2 separate regions of the Homo sapiens genome follow, and region 1 is linked to region 2. A link is a contact called in ENCODE Hi-C or POLR2A ChIA-PET data. All regions are on one chromosome and are shown on one strand. The core of a region is the stretch at or near the end of the contact, and the rest is flanking DNA. Distances in the headings are between cores, read along the strand shown. Region 1 has its middle 50 kb from the start of LINC02649. Region 2 has its middle 32 kb from the start of LINC02656.

What was found. A loop is a pair of places that touch in the nucleus more often than their neighbours do. ChIA-PET counts read pairs that join two places held with the same protein, here RNA polymerase II (POLR2A). Pooled maps may share reads with other maps.
Region 1: a loop to region 2 is called in a map of CD4-positive, alpha-beta T cell, with 2.8 times the contacts of the local background. The contact joins two enhancer-like sites. A Hi-C loop is called at or near these places in 6 of 168 maps with a recorded cell type or tissue (B cell, CD14-positive monocyte, CD4-positive, alpha-beta T cell and 3 more), 1 of 37 single-sample maps with no recorded cell type and 12 of 50 pooled maps. POLR2A ChIA-PET finds 5 or more read pairs at or near these places in 10 of 52 experiments (CD4-positive, alpha-beta memory T cell, CD8-positive, alpha-beta T cell, WTC11 and 6 more).

The regions. Positions count from the first base shown.
Region 1 is chr10:6,273,576-6,279,292 of GRCh38, forward strand. It overlaps a transcript of PFKFB3 not described here. Among named protein-coding and RNA genes, the nearest start is that of LINC02649, 50 kb to the right of the region's middle. RefSeq lists enhancers at 1,420-1,529, 1,680-2,119. Within about 2 kb of position 1,841, at least 31 of the 41 ENCODE cell types and tissues checked have a DNase peak (open chromatin) inside an H3K27ac peak, as active enhancers do; they include CD14-positive monocyte, where a contact is called at or near this core.
Region 2 is chr10:6,380,134-6,385,494 of GRCh38, forward strand. No RefSeq gene overlaps it. Among named protein-coding and RNA genes, the nearest start is that of LINC02656, 32 kb to the left of the region's middle. Within about 2 kb of position 2,098, at least 7 of the 41 ENCODE cell types and tissues checked have a DNase peak (open chromatin) inside an H3K27ac peak, as active enhancers do; they include CD14-positive monocyte, where a contact is called at or near this core.

The DNA.
Region 1 (5,717 bases), core at 591-3,090, 110 kb before region 2:
GACTGAATTGCATCCCTGCCAAAAACAGCACGTTGGAGTCCTACTCGCCAGCACCTCAGGGTGTGACCTTATTTGGAGAAAAGTCTTTCCAGAGGCCATCAAGTTAAAATGAGGTCATTAGGATGGGCCTTAATCCAGTATGGCTGATGTCCTTATAAAAAAGGGAAATTTGGAGACAGGCACATGCAGAGAGAAGGTGATGAGAAGAGGGAGTGAAGACAGCTGACTACAGGTCAAGGACAGACACCTGGATAGCTCCTTCCCGCAGCCTCAAAGGACCCAGTCCTGCCGACACCTTGATCTTGGACTCCCACCTTCCAGAATCAGGAGAAAATAAATTTTTGTTGTGGGCCGGTGCGACAGCTCATTCCCATAATCTCAGCACTTTGGGAAGCTGAGGCAGGAGGATCACTTGAGCCCAGGAGACTGAGACCAGCCTGGGCAGCATGGGGAGACCTGTCTCTACAAAAAATAAAATAGCTGAGCCTGGTGGCACTTACCTGTGGTCCCAGTTAGTTGGAAGGCTGAAGGGGAAGACCGCTTGAGCCCAGGAGGTCAAGGCTGCAGTGGGCTATGATTGCAGCACTGTACTCCAGCCTAGGTGACAGAGCGAGATCCTATCTCTAAAAAAAAAAAAAATTAAAAAACTGTTGTGTAAGTCCCTCCATCTGAAGTACTTTGTTGCGACATCCTCAGCACACTAATACAGTGTACTGAAGCTTTTTTGTGTGTGCTGTAGCCCCTCTGGTCCTCCAGGGTTGATCCTGAGCCCCTTCTTAGAATAATGTTTACATTTAAAAAATAACACACTTTGGATTACGAAGGAGAGAACTCTTGAAATACTGATATCAAAATGCCAAATATAAACATTTACGATGTAGAAATATATGTACCACTTTAATAATGCATTCAATAGTGGCAAGTCTGAAAACAACCGTAATTTCACAGTAGAGATGAAGGGTAAATACTCTTTCAAGACATCTGCAACAGGCTGGGTGTGGTGGCTCATGCCTGTAACCCCAGCACTTTGGGAGGCTGATGTAGGAGAATTGCTTAAGCCCGGAAGTTTGAGACTAGCCAGGGCAACATAGTGAGACCCCATCTAAAAAGAATTAGCTGGGTGTGGTGGCACACGCCTATAGTCCGAGCAACTTGGAGGCTGAGGTGGGAGGATCCCTCGAGCCCGGGTGGTCGAGGTTGCAGTGAGCTGTGATGGTACCACTGCACTCCAGGTTGGGTGACAGAGCCAGACTCTGTCTCAAAAAAAAAACAAAAAACAAAACTGCAATAACCATCATGTGCCATGAACATATTATGATTTTTACTGGTGACCGACACAGAGGCTGCTCATGTGGTATGCTGCCTATCTTCATAATGAAAATGCTAAATATTAGTTCCTGGCTAGTGGAGGAAAAGATTTTTTTTCCCACCCAAGTTTACATATTCTTGAATTTGATCTGTTCCTGGACTGGGTGGTGTCCACTAGGGGACTTTTGGGGTCTGTGGTTAGGCGACTCTGGGTGGATTGTCCCATGAGGCTGATGCCTCTTGCTCTTTGCTTAAGACTCAGTGACCCTTCGGCACTTGGGGGCCTTGTGCCAGGGGCAGGTGGTCACGGCCCCGCCCCTCTGTTGTCATGGCGACAAACCGATGTGGCCTCTGGAAGCTGCTCCCTTCTCTGTCCTCTTCCAGAGCCTTGCCGTGGCTCCGGTAGATTTCTCTGCATAGCTTGTCTGTGACTCGGCGAAGGAGGTGTGTGGAGAAGGTGCCAGTTCCCTCAGCGGAGCCACCCTCGGGGCCTGCGCCTGACTCAGACAGGAAGTAGCTGACACTCCATGCCAGGAAGTAGCTGACACTGCATGCCGGGAACGCTGTCCCCAGCCTTGTGATGGAGTCAGGCCTCTGCCGGTGACTCACCGCCATCACCCAGGCGCTGCTCTTGCTGGGAATTTTCTCATGAGCTCATCTGGGCAGTGCAAAGAACCACACAATTGTTCCCCACACGCGTTCTTATTGTGCAAAAGGGAAACCTTGGTTTGGATCTTGTGGGTTTTTTTCTTTTTTTGAGATGGAGTCACGTTCTGTCACCCAGGCTGGAGTGTAGTGGTGCGATCTTGGCTCACTGCAACCTCCGCTTCCCGGGATTCTCCTGCCTCAGCCTCCTGAGTAGCTGGGATTACAGGCATGGGCCACCACGCCCGGCTAATTTTTGTATTTTTCATAGAGAGGATTACATCATCAAGAATGAAACATTTTTTTTTTAATGGCTTAAGGGGTATATGGCTCTTCAAATACACGCAGGGGTTATGCTTTCTCCATGTGGAGGGTGGTGCTCCCTCTGCAGCCCACCCATTCGGAGACAGGCTTTCTTCATGCTGGAGTATCTCATTCCTCGAAATATGCTTGCTATTTCATGCTTGAAATCAAGATGTCTCCCAATTCATGGCACCTTGTATTTGACAAATAGACTGCGTAAAGACAGAGTCTGTCTTTAGGGAATGAGAGGATTTTTGGTAAAAACAGAACCAAAACTTCTACTGACCCAAGAGAAGGCTTTGTTTGCTTGGAGTGGATTATCAGCCAAATGCTATCTTTATTTTGTGGGATTTTGGCCTTTGAATCAGGTTCATGGGTGGCATGCTATAGAAATAGGATAACAAATGGGATAATTCTTCAAACAGAAACATGGCCTAGAATGGGAGGGGTTGTTGTTTATTTATATGTATGTGTCATAAAAATATTTTAGATCATAACTTAGCAAATGTATGAAAGTGGAAAATGTGTTTATGGATCTATTTCATAAAAGGGCCATGCTTCAGAAAAAAAAAAAATCCCAAGAAACAAACCAAAAAATGCCAAAAAGAGAAATCTCTGTATGGGAGACTATCATTTAGCTGCAGACAGGATAGTTACAGATTAATTGCTGGCCTTATCTAACTACTAGCTACAATAACTCCAATTTGGGGTCGGCCAAGTACCAATGAACTTCGCTTTCTCTGGGCAACAGCTGAGATGTTGCAGCTGCAAGTGGGGTTAAATAGCCTCCAATAAAGGAAAAAACTTGAGGAGTAATTCAATTAAAAAAAAATTGACATAATTATAGATTCAAGGATGATGCAAACAAAAAGTGTGCAGGAAGGTCCTTGTCCCCTTCCCTCAGTTTCTCCCAATGTGACATCTTACATAGCTACAGTACAATATCACAACCATGATATTGAGATTGGGTCACAGAACCTACCTAGATTTCCCATTTTATATGTATTTGTGTGTGTGTGTGTGTGTGTGTGTGTGTAGTTGTAGGCAGGTTTATCACATGTGTGGATTCTTATAACCATCACCCAAATCAAGATATATCTTGATTTTGCTCCATCACCAGGAGGCTCCCTCATGCTACCCCTCTAGAGCCTCAAGTCACCTTCCCTCCTTTCTCCTCCCCACCTGCTGGCAACCACTAACCTGTTCCCCATTGCTGTAATTTTGTCATTTCAGAATGTTGCATAAATGGAATCATATTGTATGTGATACAGTTTGGATCTGTGTCCCCGCCCAGATCTCATGTTGAAATGTAATCCCCAGTGCTGCAGGTGGGGCCTGGTAGAAGGTGATTGGATCATGGGGATGGTTTCTTTTTCTTTCTTTCTTTCTTTTTTCTTTTTCTTTTCTTTTCTTTTTTTTTGAGACAGAGTATCGCTCTTTCACCCAGGCTGGAGTGCAGTGGCGCGATCTGGACTCACTGCAACCTCCGCCTCCTGGGTTCCAGCGATTCTCCTGAGTAGCTGGGATTACAGGTGCACACCAACACGCCCAGCTAATTTTTGTATTTTTAGTAGAGACAGGGTTTCACCATGTTGGCCAGGCTGGTCTTGAACTCCTGTCCTCAAGTGATCCACCTGCCTTGGCCTCCCGAAGTGCTGGGATTACAGGTGTGAGCCACCACACCCGGCCGTGGGGGTGGTTTCTAATGGTTTACATCATTTCCCTTGTGCTGTGCTCACAACAGAGTTCTTGCAAGATCTGTCTGTTTAAAAGTGTGTGGCATATCCCTGCCCCCGCACCTCCCTCCTGCTCTGGCCATGTAAGATGTGCCTGCTTCCCCTTTGCCTTCTGCCATGATTGTAAGTTTCCTGAGGCCTCCCTAGAAGCTGAGCAGATGCCAGCACCACGCTTTCTGTACAGCCTAAGGAACTATGAGCCAATGAAACCTCTTTTCTTCATAAATTACCCAGTCTCAGGTATTTCTTTATAGCAGTGTGAGAATGGACTAATACAGCATGTAACCTGCTAGTGGACTTCTTCATTCAGAAGGATTCCTTTGAGATCCATCCAAGTCATTTCTGTATTAATAGTTTTTTTTTTTTTTGACATGGAGTCTTGCTCTGTCATCAAGCTGGAGTGCAGTGGCACCATCTCTGGCTCACTGTGACCTCTGCCTCCTGAGTTCACACCATTCTCCTGCCTCAGCCTCCTGAGTAGCTGGGACTACAGGCATGTACCACCACACCCACCTAATTTTTGTATTTTTAGTAGAGACGGGGTTTCGCCATGTTTGCCAGGATGGTCTCGATCTCTTGACCTTGTGATCCGCCTGCCTCGGCCTCCCAAAGTGCTGGGATTACAGGCGTGAGCCGCAGTGCCCGGCTAGTTTGTTCTTTTTTATTAGTGAGTGGTATTCTGTGGTTTGGGTCAGCCATTGTTGATTTTTTTTTGTTGTTGTTGTTGTTTTTAAGAGGGAGTCTTGCTGCCAGGCTGGAGTGCAGTGGCACGATCTTGGGTCACTGCAACCTCCAACTCCCTGGTTCAAACAATTCTCCTGCTGCAGCCTCCCGAGTAGCTGGGATTACAGGCACGCACCACCACAGCCAGCTAATTTTTGTAATTTTTAGTAGAGACGGGGTTTCACCATGTTGTTCAGGCTGGTCTTGAACTCCTGACCTCATGATCTGCCCACCTCGGCCTCCCAAAGTACTGAGATTACAGGCGTGAGCCACCGTGCCTGGCCAGCCACTGTTGATTTTTAACCAGTTATCCCCTGAAGACCATTTGGGTTGTTTCCAGTTTGAGGTTATTTGGAATAAAATAGCCATCTGCATAGCCATTTTAAAGCTAAAGTGGATACTAACTTCTAGAGCAGAGGTTTGCGGAGGGCAGACTTTTGTACACATTTCTATCCTCTAGGACTTAGCCTAGTGCTTGCATGCAGATGCTCAATAAATGCTCGTTTAAGGAATGAATAGACACATAGGAGCCATTTAAGGAGACAGTGTGGTGGGTGGTAAAATCATAGGTTTTAGACTTAGACAGACTCGAATGCTAGGCCTGACTTTGTTACTTTCTCCCTGAGAGGTCCCATGCAGAGGCCTCTGCTCCTTATCTGTAAAACGAGATAGGAACAGGACTGCTGTTATAGGGCTGCGGCGAGAATTCACTGAGGAAATGCATGAAGCCCTGAGTGTGGTGTCTGCCACACAGCAATTGCTCACTAACCTTCAGTTGTGATGATTACTATGAATAGATCATTGATGTGCATAAGATCATAATAATGCAATAGCTACTAACTTATTATGGCTTTTATTCTGAATGCTTTTATCCCTCCAATGAGGACATATCATTTATATAGTCTATATTCATGCATGGTTAAATTTTTAAGTCATGTAAATGTGAATTTTTAAAATGTCTCAACTGACTTCTTTTTTAAATAACAAGTCTTTCTTAGTGTT
Region 2 (5,361 bases), core at 848-3,347:
ATCCAGGTCATGTTGATGCAAAAGGTGGGCTTCCATGGTCTTAGGCAGCTCCATCTCCATAGCTTTGCAGAGTACAGCCTCCCTCCTGGCTGCTTTCATGTGCTGGTGTTGAGTGTCTGTGGCTTTTCAAGGCACATGGTGCAAGCTGTTGGTGGATCTACCATTCTGGGGTCTGGAGGACAGTGGCCTTCTCACAGCTCCACTAGGCAGTGCCCCAGTAGGGACTCTGTGTGGAGACTCTGACCCCACATTTCCCTTCTGCACTGCCCTAGCAGAGGTTTTCAATGAGGGCCCCACCCCTGCAGCAAACTTCTGCTTGGGCATCCAGGCATTTCCATACATCCTCTGAAATCTAGGTAGAGTCGACTTAATTCTTGACTTCTGTGCACCTGCAGGCTCAACACCACGTGGAAGCTGCCAAGGCTTGGGGCTTCCACCCTCTGAAACAACAGCCTGAGCTGTACCTTGGCCCCTTTTAGTTATGGGTGGAGTGGCTGGGACTCAGGGCACCAAGTTCCTAGACTGCGCACAGCAGAGAGACCCTGGGCCTAGCCCACGAAACCATTTTTTCCTCCTAAACCTCCAGGCCTGTGATGGGAGGGGCTGCCGCAAAGGTCTCTGACATGCCCTGGAGACATTTTCCCCATTGTCCTGGTGATTAACATTCAGATCTTCATTACTAATGCAAATTTCTGCAGCCAGCTTTAATTTCTCCTCAGAGAATGGGATTTTTGTTTCTATCACATTGTCAGCCTGAAAATTTTACAAACTTTAATGATCTGTTTCCCTTTTAAAATTGAATGCCTTTAACAGCATCCAAGTCACCTCTTGAATGCTTTGCTGCCTAGAAATAGAAATCTTCCACCAGATACCCTAAATCATCTCTCTCAAGTTCAAAGTTCCACAAATCTCTAGGGCTGGGGCAAAATGCTGTCAGTCTCTTTGCTAAAACGTAACAAGAGTTACCTTTGTTCCAATTCCCAACAAGTTCCTCATCTCCATCTGAGACCACCTCAGCCTGGATTTCACTGTCCATATCATTATCAGCATTTTGGTAAAAGCCATTCAGCAAGTCTCTAGGAAGTTCCAAACTGTCCCACATTTTTCTGTCTTCCTCTGAGTCCTCCAAACTGTTCCAACCTCTGCCTGTTACCCAGTTCCACATTTTTGTGTATCTTTTCAGCAGTGCCCCACTCTACTGGTACCAATTTACTGCATTAGTCTGTTTTCATGCTACTGATAAAGCCATATCTGAGACTGGGGAAAAAAAAGAGGTTTAATGGACTTATAGTTCCACATGGCTGGAGAGGCCTCACAATCGTGGCAGAAGGCAAGGAGGAGCAAGTCACATCTTACATGGATGGTGGCAGGCAAACAGAGAGAGATTGTGCAGGAACATGCCTCTTTATAAAACCATCAGATCTCATGAGACTAATTCACCATCACAAGAACAGCACGGGAAAGACCCGCCCCCATAACTCAGTTACCTCCCACCAGGTCCCTCCCACAACACGTGGGAATTCAAGATGAGATTTGGGTGGGGACACAGCCAAACCATATCACCATGTCTCTCCATGGACTGACTTGATGGACAATTCTTTGGAGGTGGATAACTGTGATTGTCCTGTAAACCATAAAGCAGAGAGGGCACCCCAAGGAAAGCCATGTTACCCAAGTAGATGCTGGACAAGTGTTAAATACATAGCTGCCTTCATTGTGGAAACAGGGGCAGGGATCTGAGGACTTCTATATCAAGACCTTTCCACTCCTCCACTAGTTTACTTCTCTGGGTCTACTGTCGACATTCATCTAAAATGCAACTCCAACAGAAATTGTGGGACAGGGATGTCCCATTCACCTGGAGAAAGGCTATACAAGGCAATACAATGGCCATTGCAGCAAAAAAATCAGGTGTCTAGAAACATATTAAGCCAGAATTAAGCTGTAGCTCTCTGCATAGTTTATGAGACACTTCTCTGAAGTGCAGCTGAAAATGATGGGTGTGTGTGTGTTTTAAATCTGAAGGCCCTCGGGAATGGCATGTACACAAATGTCAGTGTTTGTGGGCATGAAAGGGAAGGAAACCAGACATGGGGCTGGCGGAGAAGACTTAACAGCTGCAGCTGGCATGCTTTTGCTTTGTCTTTGATTCTTTCGATTCCTGTTTGGCTTTGGTCCCATGTTTTGGGCTGTGACTAAGCTTTCGTGTCTTTGGGGGCTAAGTAGACATCAAAACAAGAAACGCCACTCACTGTGCAAATGGATTTGCCCGAAATGCTGCTGAAGAAGACAGGTTGGCATCGGGCTGGTGCTTTTCTGCTTCTACTTAAATAGGAGAGGATTTGGTCAAACTTGGTCCTTGGGACAAGGAGCTGTTTTGGACAAACGGTTTACGGAAGGTGAGGCTGGGTATTTTAAGAAGGGAGGTGAGAAGTGAGAGACCTGGAATCTGGTCCTTGTAATCGGTCATCTTGCAACATGGACTTGACTGTTGTGGAAATGGTCTACACCTCAGTTTCCTTTTTACCACAAGCTCTTCCCTCCATCTCTGTCGACACATTTCCCTCCTCTTGCTCCAGCCTCTGCTTATTTCAGGGGCTCAGTTTTCTCAAGATGGCCCCATGAAACTTCCTTGCCACAGAATGCTTCTCTGGATGCTATATCAATCGATTACATGTTAGTATGAATTTAGCTAATACACTACCTCCACATGTGACTGTACACTCAAAGTATCCCAGCAGAGGCACTCTCCCAGGTGCAACAAGATGAAACAGTCAGTTTCGGGGTCTCTTATCATGTCCCTATATAAACACAGGTGTGGGAGGGAAATATTTTGAGATGACTGCATGGAACTCTGTATTCCTTTTCCATATAATGAGTATATTATTCTCCAGCGTCTCTCCATTGCTCAAAACCACGAATATCTCCTCTCTTGAAAAAGTGACAGTGTGAGGACTGGGAAGCTGAAATTTTAGCTCAGAAGTCTACAACTAGAACCAAGTTTCTAAAAATGTGCTGTGTTATATAATCCAGGAGGAGGCAATGGAAAAGTACCAGCTGGTGTGGGACTGGAGGCTTTCCTGCCTCTGACTCACTCAGGCAAAAGGTCTTGAATTAAGATGCTTCTCAGAAAATCCAAACAAAACCCATTCATTCTCCAAGGCTTCGCATTCGTTGTGGGAGTCAAAATGTAACCATGGGACTGAGATTGCCTGGGCACATTTGGGAAAGTTCACAAAGTTTGTTCTTGTGTCCCTCGAGGCCAGCTTCCAGGGCCTCCCCACTCCTTTCCAGATGCCCGATGCCATCCTGCCGTATCTATGGCACCACAGACAGCCCTATCGGGAAGATGGCCCAAATGGCTTTCCCCATCAAAACTTGACTTCTCTGTCCTGTGGCCTCAGGCCCTGCTCTGGGTTGTCCTTAACTAAACAGTTAGATGGATCCTTGCTGTGGTGTTAGCTAACTGAATAGAGCACCTTTGAAAAAATAACATAATAGGCTGACCACGGTGGCTCATGCCTGTAATCCTGGCACCTTGGGAGGCTGATGGGGGAGGGTTGCTTGAGTCCAGGAGTTTAAGACTAGCCTAGGTAACATAGCAAGCCGTTGTCTCTACAAAAAATGTAAAAATTAGTCAGGTGTGGTGGTGCCTGCCTGTGGTCCCAGCTACTTGGGAGGCTGAGGTGGGAGGCTTAAGGGGGTTGAGGCTACCTTGAGCTGTGTTTGCACCACTGCACTCCAGCCTGGGTGACAGAGTGAGACCCTGCCTCAAAAACAAAACAAAACAAAAACAAAACATAATGTCTTAACTCAAAAGAGAGCATGGCTACTTGTGCAGTGACAAAAGTGGCTGGCATATCAGGAATGATGACTCTGGCCTAGGAAGATGTTTGGGACCTGTGGAGCCTTTGGATGTGGAGTCCCTCAGATCACACTAGAATCTGGCTGCCTTCTCCACGAAGAGATTTCTGTGTGGAAGGTCCAGGCATCTGTGTTTTGCAGCTCCCCAGAAGGTTTTGAGGCCTGTGGGAAATGATGGGGGACTGCAGCACTTGTATGCTGTGATGTCGGAAGAATAACAGCCAGCGGCTCAGCAGCATTAAGGCTTTGTGGACTGTTCCTAGGCTTTTTCCGTCTCTCCTTTTTTTTTTTTTTTTTTTTTTTTGCCACAGTTGACATCTGTACGCCCCACGTCACGTGAGGTTAGTGTCTGAGCAGGGACTACAAGGAGCCAACAATCCTGACTTCTGGTCTACCTTTCCCCCAAGTACCCACAGCCTCCCTAATATCCAAATCCTCATGTAACTTTATGCAATGAAACATATCAAACTTTACATAGCATTGCCCAGCCTGTGCACGTTGAGGTATTTCAAAGCAAAAAGCATTATAAAGTCTTTGTGAACCTCTCCCCACAAGCATGTAAAGCTTTGGGAACAGGCCAGGAACCACCTGCCTTGGCATACCATAGTGCTGTGACCATTGCAATTATATTTTCCAGATACAATTCTTGGGGCATGCAGTCTGAGAATGCTTTGCCTCTGAATGGAGCACATGGTTTTTGGATAGGGAAATGTTGGCCTACAGATGTATGAAGGCTATGGTGTTGGTGGGGGTGCCGTAATAGGATAACTTGAGTCTGAATGTGTGAAGTGATGTTTCGACTAGAGCTGATTTTGGAAGTGGTTGTAGCTGGCACTGGGAGATGAGGAGGCATGATGAGGGTGAGAATAATTCAATGTGAATTTTCAAGAGTTAGGCTCTTGAACTGTAAGAATGTAAACCTCAGGTCACTTTACTAAGAGGGGTTATATTGGGCCAAATGTCTGCATCTGCCTCCCACATTCATTCACCTGGCCCCACCTGCCTGCCCCCAGGTGCCCTGTATCTGGCTCAGGGCTGAGAACCACAGCAGCCTGGCACCTACTCCCTAGTCCTGGCCTTGTGGTCTCATGTGGTCTGGGCTGCTCCCACCACATCCCGACTCAGGTGAAGTGTGGATCTGAGCGCACAGCTGCAAAGTACAGGGCCTGGGGCCTTGACCAGGAAGTGCAGGTGAGTTCACGTACCTGTACAGGGTGAAGACAGCCTGAAGGAGGTGTGGGCAGGAGGGGGCTTCATGCCCCACACAAGGAGGTTTGACCATTGAGACAGGAGGTGGTGGCAGTTGTGAATTTTTCTCCCTTCCCTGCCCACCTCCCTCCTCCTCCCACTCACACTCACATTGCTCCAGGTATGGTGATGCCTTTGGCCTGCCCCTGAACGTCCCATATACCTGGACAGCCAGCTGTGTCTTCTGAGGCCATGAGCAGCTGGCAGCACATCCCTTGCATCTGCTTTCCCCACTCCCGCTTTGCTTCC